Regions from separate parts of the Homo sapiens genome. Here all the other regions are linked to region 1. A link is a contact called in ENCODE Hi-C data. All regions are on one chromosome and are shown on one strand. Each heading gives the region's core, a stretch centred on a gene start or an enhancer-like site at or near the end of the contact. The rest is flanking DNA. Distances are from core to core; before and after follow the strand shown. Region 1 has its middle 50 kb from the start of KBTBD8. Region 2 overlaps LRIG1 (leucine rich repeats and immunoglobulin like domains 1). Region 3 overlaps SUCLG2-DT (SUCLG2 divergent transcript).

Evidence for each region. Hi-C counts contacts between places; a loop is a spot of excess contacts on that map. Pooled maps may share reads with other maps.
Region 2: a loop to region 1 is called in a map with no recorded cell type, with 12 times the contacts of the local background. The contact joins two enhancer-like sites. A Hi-C loop is called at or near these places in 2 of 37 single-sample maps with no recorded cell type and 4 of 50 pooled maps.
Region 3: a map of OCI-LY7 shows a loop between it and region 1 (4-fold over the local background). The contact joins two enhancer-like sites. A Hi-C loop is called at or near these places in 1 of 168 maps with a recorded cell type or tissue (OCI-LY7), 1 of 37 single-sample maps with no recorded cell type and 3 of 50 pooled maps.

Annotation. Positions count from the first base shown.
Region 1 is chr3:67,046,303-67,049,913 of GRCh38, reverse strand. No RefSeq gene overlaps it. Among named protein-coding and RNA genes, the nearest start is that of KBTBD8, 50 kb to the right of the region's middle. RefSeq lists a silencer at 1,754-1,813. Within about 2 kb of position 1,718, at least 3 of the 41 ENCODE cell types and tissues checked have a DNase peak (open chromatin) inside an H3K27ac peak, as active enhancers do; they include OCI-LY7, where a contact is called at or near this core.
Region 2 is chr3:66,384,741-66,388,351 of GRCh38, reverse strand. LRIG1 (leucine rich repeats and immunoglobulin like domains 1) reads left to right here. Exons shown (of 19, transcript NM_015541.3): 13 at 2,051-2,371. Among named protein-coding and RNA genes, the nearest start is that of LRIG1, 110 kb to the left of the region's middle. RefSeq lists enhancers at 1,300-1,359, 1,390-1,469, 1,480-1,649, 2,110-2,209. Within about 2 kb of position 1,956, at least 3 of the 41 ENCODE cell types and tissues checked have a DNase peak (open chromatin) inside an H3K27ac peak, as active enhancers do.
Region 3 is chr3:67,683,772-67,687,382 of GRCh38, reverse strand. All of the region lies in intron 3 of SUCLG2-DT (SUCLG2 divergent transcript), which reads right to left. Among named protein-coding and RNA genes, the nearest start is that of SUCLG2-DT, 31 kb to the right of the region's middle. Within about 2 kb of position 1,727, at least 5 of the 41 ENCODE cell types and tissues checked have a DNase peak (open chromatin) inside an H3K27ac peak, as active enhancers do; they include OCI-LY7, where a contact is called at or near this core.

The sequences.
Region 1 (3,611 bases), core at 469-2,968:
GACACAAAAATATTCCCCTAACTCCTTTTAAAAAATTGCGTAGAAGCTTTGCTTTTCACATGTAAGTCTTTCACCCACCTGAATCATTTTTTGTATATTGCATGAAGCAAAATGAGGGAGAAAGAATGGATAAAATCATTAGTCCTCTATACTTCCTGTCAAAGATGAGACAGCCTATGTGCCTTACCTTTGAATAGAATGTCTGATTAACCATGCTAACTCATGCCTTCAAATTTTGTGACAATTTCACCTGCTCCACTTATTTCAGGGCTTTCTAATGTAAATAAAGAAGATTTTGTTTTTCTGGAAGTTGCAATATATGGCAAAGCACTTCTTTTTTCCTATGTGATAAGTAAGATGGGAAATAGTAAATGGAAGAAAAAAATCAACTCTATCAAGGCTGTTGCTTTGCTGCAGTCAACGGGGAGCTATATTGGAACTGAAGAACTGATCAGCAAAGAAAGAATGGGAAAAAGATAAATGTGTTGTCACTTGAGTCAGATAATCGTAGTTTGACTACTATTTAACTTCAGTTTAATGTGGCTTAATTTTTTTTAAGCAATGTGAGTTTCCAGAATGAAAGTCACACTCAAGTATATATGTATAAGTACACTCCAAAAACAAGAATAAATAATTATTTCAATTTTTCCCACTTGGATAAATGGGCATTCTTCTTATCCTTTATTAGGATAGCAGTAAGTAATAATTAGTTATTTAGCAGAGCCTTCTATTTGTACATTGGTGAAAAATGGGGTTTCTACAATACCAGGAACATGCTAACACAGCTTTTTCCCATATCTGGTTATGTGAATGGATTTACTTAATAGATATTTCTTAAGTGTTTTCTATCCAGCTAAAACATATCTGAACAAGAAGGCAGAACTTGCCTGACTAAATCTGGCTGTCCAGCAAACCCTTTAGTTGTATGCAACTCCAATGCAGTAGTGTGTCTCCCTCGCACCTAAGCTAATGAGTCCTCTGAATTACCCTCTTTCTGAAGTCATTTTTGGCTTCTCATGTCACTATCCACCATGCCAGATAGTGCTACACCACTTCAGGAGCCTAGCTTGGTCAATAGAATACAGAGACAAAAAAATGCAAATACAACATCGTACCTATCGTCAACTATAATTGTACACTTAAATATTTGCTAAGAGGGTAGATCTCATGTGAAGTATTTTTACCAGAATTAAATAATTTTTAAAGGATTTATGCCCATTAGTTCTTTCACAGATTAACATAAGGACAAAACAGGAAGAAGGTGGGAGAGTGCAAATACAGCTCTCACAACAAGCCTATAATTAGGGGAAGTGAGAGTTGTGATATTATCTTTCACAGATTGCTTGAAAAATTATCATAATGAGGGAAATGTAAGTAAAGGTCAAGACTGAGGAAGGCTAAAATCATTTACATGAATGCTTTAGAAGAAGCTGACTTATTTTACATTGCCTACTTTTGGAAAGGAGTTGCTAAATAGAGTTTATTACTCTTCTAAAGTACAGTAACAGGAAGAAGAACAAACTGAGATATGAAGACAATTTTTTTTTATTATGAGCTGACTTTATTTTTTTATTTTTTTTATTATACTTTAAGTTTTAGGGTACATGTGCACATTGTGCAGGTTAGTTACATATGTATACATGTGCCATGCTGGTGCGCTGAATGGATTTCATTTCATGAAATTGACACAGGAAGTGAAAGTTGTAATCAGGCTATAATTATAGACCCTGGTAGTTTGCCTTTTAAGTGAATTCAGTTATGTAAAGGATACATGTGTTAATGATTTTTACGCTTCTGACAGATTACCAGCCTCCTAAGTTAAGGTGCTATATCTTTTTCAGTAATTATTACTATTCGTGACATCTTAAATAAAATACCTTTAGTTGATACAGACCAGTGGTAAAATTAACTAAAGACCAAACCAGAAAAATACACTGTGAGACAGCTTTAGAAAATGCCCTATTATTTACTTATAGAAGGTTTAACTTTACTTTTTTTTAGAAAAGAAATTCAGCCTTTTGTGATAACAATTTAAAGACATAATGTCATAGCACAGCATTCTGAAGAAGTGAATTTAACACAATTATATTATACAAGCTTGGGATTCATATTGATTTATTAGAATTATATGAAACCTATCCTCTGAAGAGCTCCAACATGCCCTAATTGAACTCCAAGAATTTGTCTGATAACTCTCTCTTGGGAAAATTAGATGAAAGCTTGCCCTAGGAGTGATTAAGAGATTTATGGGATTTATACACCAACATGAAAGCTCAGGATTTTAGGCTTGTAGTAATTGTTTCCAATCCTAAGTCCCAAAACTCTGACTCTACTATTGAGATATCTTAAAAGCTATTTCAAAATGTGCTTCAGGAGTCACACAATGTTGTTTAATTCAAACATGACTTTATACTTTTTTTGATGTGATTTATACTGTAACACACAAACACACAAACCAACTTGTTCAAAAGTGCTAAATACCAAATGTTAACACATTGGAGAGCATTAATGCCTGATCTTTCGCTGTCAGGCACAAATTTCAAAATAATATTTGCTTGGACATCTCTTTCCATACAATTGAACTTCTTATAAATGCAATATTAATTTTTTGAAATACATGTAGCTTTTCATACGTGGCTTTTTATTAATTATTCATGAGTGTGATATCTGTCACATTTGATTATACATTTTACATCAGCTTCTTTGTCTTGACAGTAATTTTTACAACATAAATAACATTTGTAAGGCTGTTCAGGTTGTAGTTATACCATCCTTAGTAATGAAACAAAATTTTGGACTTAATATGAAAAGCAAAATCCATTTTACTACTTGAAATTTTAAGTGACTCTATATTTTATAGACAAACATTGAAGTATACAAGATTTTTTTAAAACACCACTTACCATCACATTATAAGATACAGTTTAAAAGCATTTTCTACCAAAAGAATTGATTATATCTTTTTATCAACTTCTCTGAAATTTGAACACTTAATTATGTGAACAGTAGTTAGAAGTATTAATGAATAAATGTAGGAAAACAATCTACCATTCTTTGTGGTGTTTCAAAATCAGTTAAGTAATCCAGTACCCAAAGAATGCAAAATGAGTGTGTTAGAAAGCTATTTGCTCCTATTTAGTGAATTAAGATTTTTCTCCCTATTGTGCAAACAAAATAACATACAAAAATCAGATGAGTCTTGAAGCTGACAAAGGACTACAACTGTCATAACTACTATTATAATGACAGCTTCTGTTTTCAAATTATCAGCTTGTCAACAGTCTATTTTTAAGTAAAAACTGTAATAAATGTGAATTTACAGGTTAAAACTAATAAATTTCTAGTTTTTGGTTTATGTATGTAAGATTCTATAGAAGATAAACTTGCAAACTGAGCTCCAATGTCATTTAAAACTTTTGAAAATTACTTTATTAAAATAATGCAAAGATAAAAATCACTAGCTTTTGGCCAAGCACGGTGGTTCACGCATGTAATCCCAGCACTTTGGGAGGCCAAGACAGGTGGATCACCTGAGGTCAGGAGTTTGAGACCAGCCTAGCCCACATGGTATAACCCCATCTCTACTAAAAATACAAGAATTAGTCAGGCAT
Region 2 (3,611 bases), core at 707-3,206, 660 kb after region 1:
TCATTTTACCTCATTCTTTTTTCTTTGTTTCTCAGACTACATAATCTCAGTTGACTGTCTCAAGTTCCCTGCCCCCTCCTTCTGCCAGCTCAGTTCTGCTGTCAAGCCCCTCTAGTGAATTTTTCATTTCAGTTATTGTACTTCTAAGTTTCAAAATTTCTACTTGGTTCATATCTATAATTTCTCTTTATTGCTATAAAATTTTCTCATACTTTATCCTTTTTTTTTTTTTTTTTTTTTTTTTTGAGACAGAGTCTTGCTCTGTCACCCAGGCTGGAGGGCAGTGGCGTGATCTTGGCTCACTGCAAGCTCCGCCTCCTGGGTTCATGCCATTCTCCTGCCTCGGCCTCCCTAGTAGCTGGGACTACAGGCACCTGCCACCACACCCGGCTAATTTTTTTTTTTTTTTTGTATTTTTAGTAGAGACAGGGTTTCCCCATGTTAGCCAGGATGGTCTTGATCTCCTGACCTCATGATCCTCCTGCCTCAGCCTCCCAAAGTGCTGGGATTATAGGCGTGAGCCACCCCACCTGGCCACTATCCTTCGATATTTTTTTTAAGACATGGTTTCCTTGAGGTGTTTGAATATGCCTATAATTGCCGATTTAAAAAGTTTATTTAGTGAATCTAAGTCTGGGCTCCCTCAGAGACAGTTTCTGTTGACTGCTTTTTTTCCTGTTTGAGTGTTTCATAATATTTTGTTGAAAATTGGGCATTTAAAATAAAATAATGTGGCAACTCTGGAAATTGGATATTCCCTTTCTCCTCCCCCAGGATTTGCTGCTGTTGCTGTTTATTGTTACAGCTTGCCTAGTGACTTTTCCTGGACAAAGGCTATATAAAGTCCGTCCCCTTAAGTCCCTGCTTGTTTAGTTTAGTGGTTAGCTAATGGTTGGACAGAGAAGTCACCACAACCACTGTCTCCTATCCTTTACCGACGGCTTGTGTGTTTGTGTTGGGGTGTGCCATCACTTCCTATTTGTGTAGACAGTCATGCTCAGCCACAGGTGACAAATGAGGACCCCCTCACGTCTTTCCTGGGTGTGCACATGGCCTTGCACCTGCATGTGGCTGTCTAGATCCCCAGGAATGTATTGGACCTTTTCAAAGCCCACCATTAACACTGTATTCCCCACATTTTCCTTTATAGTTTTTTGGCCAGCTGCTTGTTTGCCCCATGGGTATTGTCCCCTCAGACAGCTGCGCTGTTGAACAGTGGCTACTGATTGTTGTAGTCATGTGCCCTGGGGCTAGGGCTTCTCCTGCTCGGCAAACTAGATCAGGGCAAATCAATGCAAATCCTGTGAATGGGGCTTTCCGTGTTGCTGCCAGATAGGCCACATGGTGTCAGTTCTGAGGATGGGGCTTTTGGGGAGCCCATTCTGACCCTTGAGTGGTTGCTAGGCTGCTGGGTTTCAAGGCTACCATGGAGCTGGGGAGGGAAGAATGGGGCTTTGGATAAGTTAAAATACCACAAAGCTCACATTTCTGAGATGTTGCTATTTGCTTGAATCAACAATCCATGGATTGTTGTAAGCCTTTGGTTTTCCAGAATTCTGAAAAAGTTGCTTTTGACCATTTTTCCAGGTGTTTTCCTTGTTTTAATGGAGGTGCAGATTTTTGGAGGTCCTTATTCTGACATTTTGGAAGTGTTTTACACCCCCTCCTTTTGGAGTAAGGTTTGTGGGTAAGATCTCTGCAGTCATGACCAGTGGTGCCTGACTGTTTTGTGTGAAAGTCAGCAGGCAGAGCCAGTTGTCTTAAGGAAACTGCCGGCTGGCTGGTTTGAGAACTGAGAAGTGGTGGGTTAATTTCTAATCAAGGAGTGTGATCATAAAGGTGATCAGTACTCACAGACTTCTAATTAGATGAGGTCAGATGTCCATGGTGCAACTCTTACGGCATCTGGTTGGTGGGGCTGAGGATGCACAGGGACCTCAAGCTCTGGTTCCTGCTTGGTGTCTGTGTCAGTTTCTGTTAGCATGAACAGCAGCTGGTTCCTCTGTGTACCAAGAACCCAGCGCTTTACAGTTGACCCTTCTCTCCCCAGATGACTTCCTGAAGCCACAGATCATCACCCAGCCAGAAACCACCATGGCTATGGTGGGCAAGGACATCCGGTTTACATGCTCAGCAGCCAGCAGCAGCAGCTCCCCCATGACCTTTGCCTGGAAGAAAGACAATGAAGTCCTGACCAATGCAGACATGGAGAACTTTGTCCACGTCCACGCGCAGGACGGGGAAGTGATGGAGTACACCACCATCCTGCACCTCCGTCAGGTCACTTTCGGGCACGAGGGCCGCTACCAATGTGTCATCACCAACCACTTTGGCTCCACCTATTCACATAAGGCCAGGCTCACCGTGAATGGTATGGAAACACCATCTTTGTTATAGTACCAGAATCCTACAAAGCACACTCCTGATTGCCCTTTCAGCTTTCCATGTAGAGATGACTGAGACAGGACACACACATGCTTCTGTGGGGCACTGTTAAATCCTATTGTTGCCTGGGTTTGCCCCAGAGCAAGTTTTGCAGATTTCAAGGGTTATTCACAATGAGTTACTTGTTTTTGGTGAGTTTTAAAAATCTAGTTATTGGCCGGGTGCTGTGGCTCATGCCTGTAATCCCAGCAGTTGGGAGACTGAGGTGGGCAGATCACTTGAAGCCAGGAGTTCGAGACTAGTGTGGCCAACATAGTGAAACCCCGTCTCTACTAAAAATACAAAAATTAGCCAGGTGTGGTGGCACATGCCTGTAATCCCAGCTACTTGGGAGGCTGAGGCACAAGAATTGCTTGAACCCAGGAGGTGGACGTTGCAGTGAGCCGAGATCACTCCACTGCATTCCAGCCTGGGTGTCAAAGTGAGACTGTCTCAAAAACAAAACAAAAACTAGTTATTAAGTCAAATTGTGGAGAGCTAAGCCTTGTTTTGTCCAGTTCTTATCCTCTATAAGCCAAGAGATCTGGCTTCCAAATTCCAAATACCCCTTAGCCTGGGGAAGCTGCTGTTCTTTGAGTAGATGGCACAGCATTGGAGTCAGAGGCTAGCTACTGCTCCAGAGACTGTGGAGTGCAAGGCTGGTGTGAGCCCTGGCCTGAAAGACACAGTGTCCTGGCAGTTGACAGGTTTTTACTCATTAACCAGCCTTGGAGCTTGTCAAGGGGACCATGTGTTATTGTGTGTTTGGAGGAGGGGGGTGGGGAGTAGATAGCTTGAAGAGTTTACTGTCCCACCCCAGTAACCTAATGGGGTTATCCTGATTACTAACTCTCTAGTTAAAAAGAATTGGCTTGAGAATCATCAGAATGGTGGATCTGCTTTGCTCTTTAAGCCCCCACAGATCACAGCGAAACACCTTCTTTACCACACTGTAGTGGGGTTGTCTTGGCTTATTCCAAGTCCTCACAGCTTCCGAAAGACTCAGCTGTTTGTTAGACTCTCCCCAAAATTGACGTTGACAGGAACTCTGGTGGTGCCTGACACGTGGCTGGATGCGTCCCACTCTGTCAGGACATCGATCTTTAGGCTGAGCAAGCTAGCAAGCTGAATGCTTCCTGCCTGGGTATACGGCAGTGGGCAGGAACAGCCTGGGTGAACAACCATCC
Region 3 (3,611 bases), core at 478-2,977, 640 kb before region 1:
CAGCATATTTATAGACAATATGTAAATAAATGGGCATAGCAGTGTTCCAATAAAACTTTATTTACACAAACTGGTAGTGGGCCCTTAGGTTGTAGATTCCTGATCCCTGTCATATACCATTATTACCATATATCATTATACATGATGCCATGAACCATGCTATACGGCTTCACCACATATTTCATTTTGTTCAAATTTTAACGTAATTTTCCCTGTAATTTTGTCATATATGATCACCTAACTTTGACCTTCAAAAGCTCTGTTAATATCTTGTTAATGAAAACATTATTCAGAGCAGTAACCTTCAAGATATAATCTTACTTCAATGAATGAATACATTCTACTTGTTTATTATCACAATACTAGCTTCTGTAAAAAAAAATTCTGAGGTTGGCATTGCTATTTTAGAAATTAGAAACTAAAACTTAAAGAGGTTAAGCAATCGTTGAAGTTCATACAAAAAATAATTTTTTGAGCCAGGGTTCAAACTCTAGTATTTTTGGCACTGAAGCAGCCATTTCTGGGTACTATCTCCCCATGGAGTGAATATGCTTAAAATCTAACCAGAAATTGGGTTCAGGGTACAAATGGAATATTTATGCCTCTGTGGCTATTTCTCTTCTTGACTGTGTCCTATAATTATTATTTCAGTTTACAAGCATTTCATGTCTTTAAATTTCATGACAGTCACACATACATCATAGATAAGTCATAACCCAAAACCCTAAGCACATTACTAGTTAAGTAATGATAGAATAGGAAACATTCTGTAACAGCTCAATCAGTAATATAATATCCTTCACAATATAGTTCTATAGTCATCTGTATTAGTCTATTCTCATGCTGCATAGTAATAAAGACATAGCCCAGACTGGGTAATTTATAAAGGAAAGAGGTTTAATTGGCTCACAGTTCAGCATGATTGGGGAAGCCTCAGGAAACTTACTATATGTTACAATCAAGGGGAAGCAAACACGTCCTTCTTCACGTGGCAGCAGCAAGAAGAAGTGCCAAGCAAAAGGGGAAAAGCCCCTTATAAAACCATCAGATCTCGTGAGAACTAACTCGCTAACTAACTCACTATCACAAGAACAGGATGGGGAAAACAGCCCCCATGATGCAATTATCTCCATCTGGCCCCTCCTATGACATACGGGGATTATGGGTACTACAAATCAAGATGAGTTTGGGTAGGGACACAGCCAAATCACGTCATCATCTATCCCTGGTCTAATATCTACGTGACTGTTGGCAGGTCTTTTTCCTCCTTAGACAATTTTCCAGTCTAAAGCGGAAGGTCTTGGTCTATTGTTTATAAGTCTAACTTTAAATTCCAAATTCTAATTCTATAACAATATGACATTCTTCCTCAGTCTTCCTTTCTTATGGAACACAATCACATATGGTTACAGAATGCATTCTTTGGCTCTTGATACATATGTTGAACCAAATGTCCAACTTTGAAGGATTTACATCCTTAAAAATTAAGAAATGGATCATTTCAAGCCATAGAGGAGAAACAAATATCTGGGGCCACCATCATTTCTAAAGAAATAGTAAACAAAACCAAAGATTATAGAATCTTCAGGGAGTTCACTTGTGATATTCTGCAAATAGGAAGTGAAAATGAAAGTGATAAAATAAGGCTTGTTAAATCTGAGACTATGAGCAGATCTGTACAGATGGGAACATCAGTGAACAAGCACCCATGCATGTTTTCAGGTCAGATGAAGAGCCACTGAAAATAGATCAGAAAGCAACAGAGCCTGGCAGGGTGCGTCTGAAAGAAAATAATTTAAACTTAGCCTCCATGGGAAAAAGAAGCTCACCATCATCCCATTTCCCTTATAAGATATGGCTCTAATATGTTGGTCATTCAGAAAACAAGAGTCAATGGAGAGAAACACAGGATTTGGACAAACACATGAACAAAGAAATGGGTTCCAGCCTTTCCTGGGTATTCAGCAGCTCAACAATATGGATGATTTTTTTTCGTTCATGCTGAAATGAAAAATTTAAAACTTTTGTCATGAATCTACATTTATTTAATTTAAAGGGTTATATTATTTTCTCAGATTTTGTCCTTCCCTTTTTGTTGTTGTTGCTAAATTTCTTTCTTTTGCAAGAATGATGAGAATTTAGTTGGCTTTGCTTCTTTGTTGCCTTCACTTAAGAAAATAAAAGTAAATTTTGTCAACTTTATATCAGTTCCATTAAAAAAAAATTGAAATTGGGTACAATGTTCACTGCTTGGGTGATGGGTACACTAAGAGCCCAGACTTTGCCACTGAACAAATATACCCACATAACAAAACTGCTCGGGTACCCTCTGAATCCATACAAATATTAAAAACTAAATTTAATTTAAAAACAAAAATATTTGAAATTATTTTGGTTCATGAAACCCAAAAGGCTCAGGGGTCTGCTTATCGTGTGACATTTGGATGCTGTCACTCTGTGGATCTTGATAACAGCTTCATTGTTGAGCACCTATTCAAGTCAAGTACTTTACATTCATTATTTATAATTATTCCCCAAATTCTGCAAGGCATATATCGCCATTCAAAGTCTATGAATGATGATGATGAAGTTCACAGAAGTTAAAGGACAAGCCCAAGGTTACACAGCTATTAAAATGGACATCCTCAATGTCCTTTCTCAAAGGCAATGCAGCCACTTATATCTGACTACAAACCCACAGAAATCTCCATGGTGAATTATTGAAAATTGGCAAAACTCTTTTTTACTTCAAAGGGACACAAATGGCAATCAACAGACTCACATTCATCCTCACAGGCAACCCCCACAACTAAAATGTGAACATTTTCCCCTAACAGCAAAAAAGTTGTAAGTGATTTTAAATGTTTATATGTCTTAATGTGGCTCAATCCATCAGTAGCATTTTGGATATACTCCATTTTGGAAGAGTCGGAAAAACAGTTGGCAGCATTTTGTGCATTTTATTTTAATTTAGAGGGGGGACATTTGAGATCTGCAATTAAAAAGAGGTTTGCTTTGGCTGTGACGAACTGATGTAATTCACAATTTAAACTCATTTGAGAAAAATAACAACAGCTACAACTGTCACATTTGCCAGGGAGGGAAATAGGATGAACAACAACAGGGCCCGGGAGGAGAAAAACAGCTCATTGATAGGACTACAGATTATACAGATTAGTCATTGCAAGGGCAGAGTAAGCATCCATGGACAATCATTTGACATTTTATAAAATAGAATGGCGACTGCTTAACAATATTTTCAAAGGGATTCACCAAGAAGCTTTGATAATGATGGCCTATTTGAAGCTACAACCTAGTGATAGGTAGGGTATTAAAAGAAGGAAATTTTGCACACTGAATTGTTAAATTAGAATGTAAACTGGAGCCCAGAGTGGCATGAAATATATAGAACCAGTAGTCATAGAGGGAATCTTTCCATTCTGTCCTGTCACAAGTGAAAACTGAGAATTCTCACAGCTTGAGATTTTAAATCCTGGGGAAATTATAAATGGCTGGGTTTACTAAGGGACTACTCTGGGTCTGCAAAACTAACATTTACCCATTGAGTGGTTTACAAGAAAGCCTATGTTCTTGTGAGGCTTATTGCAGCA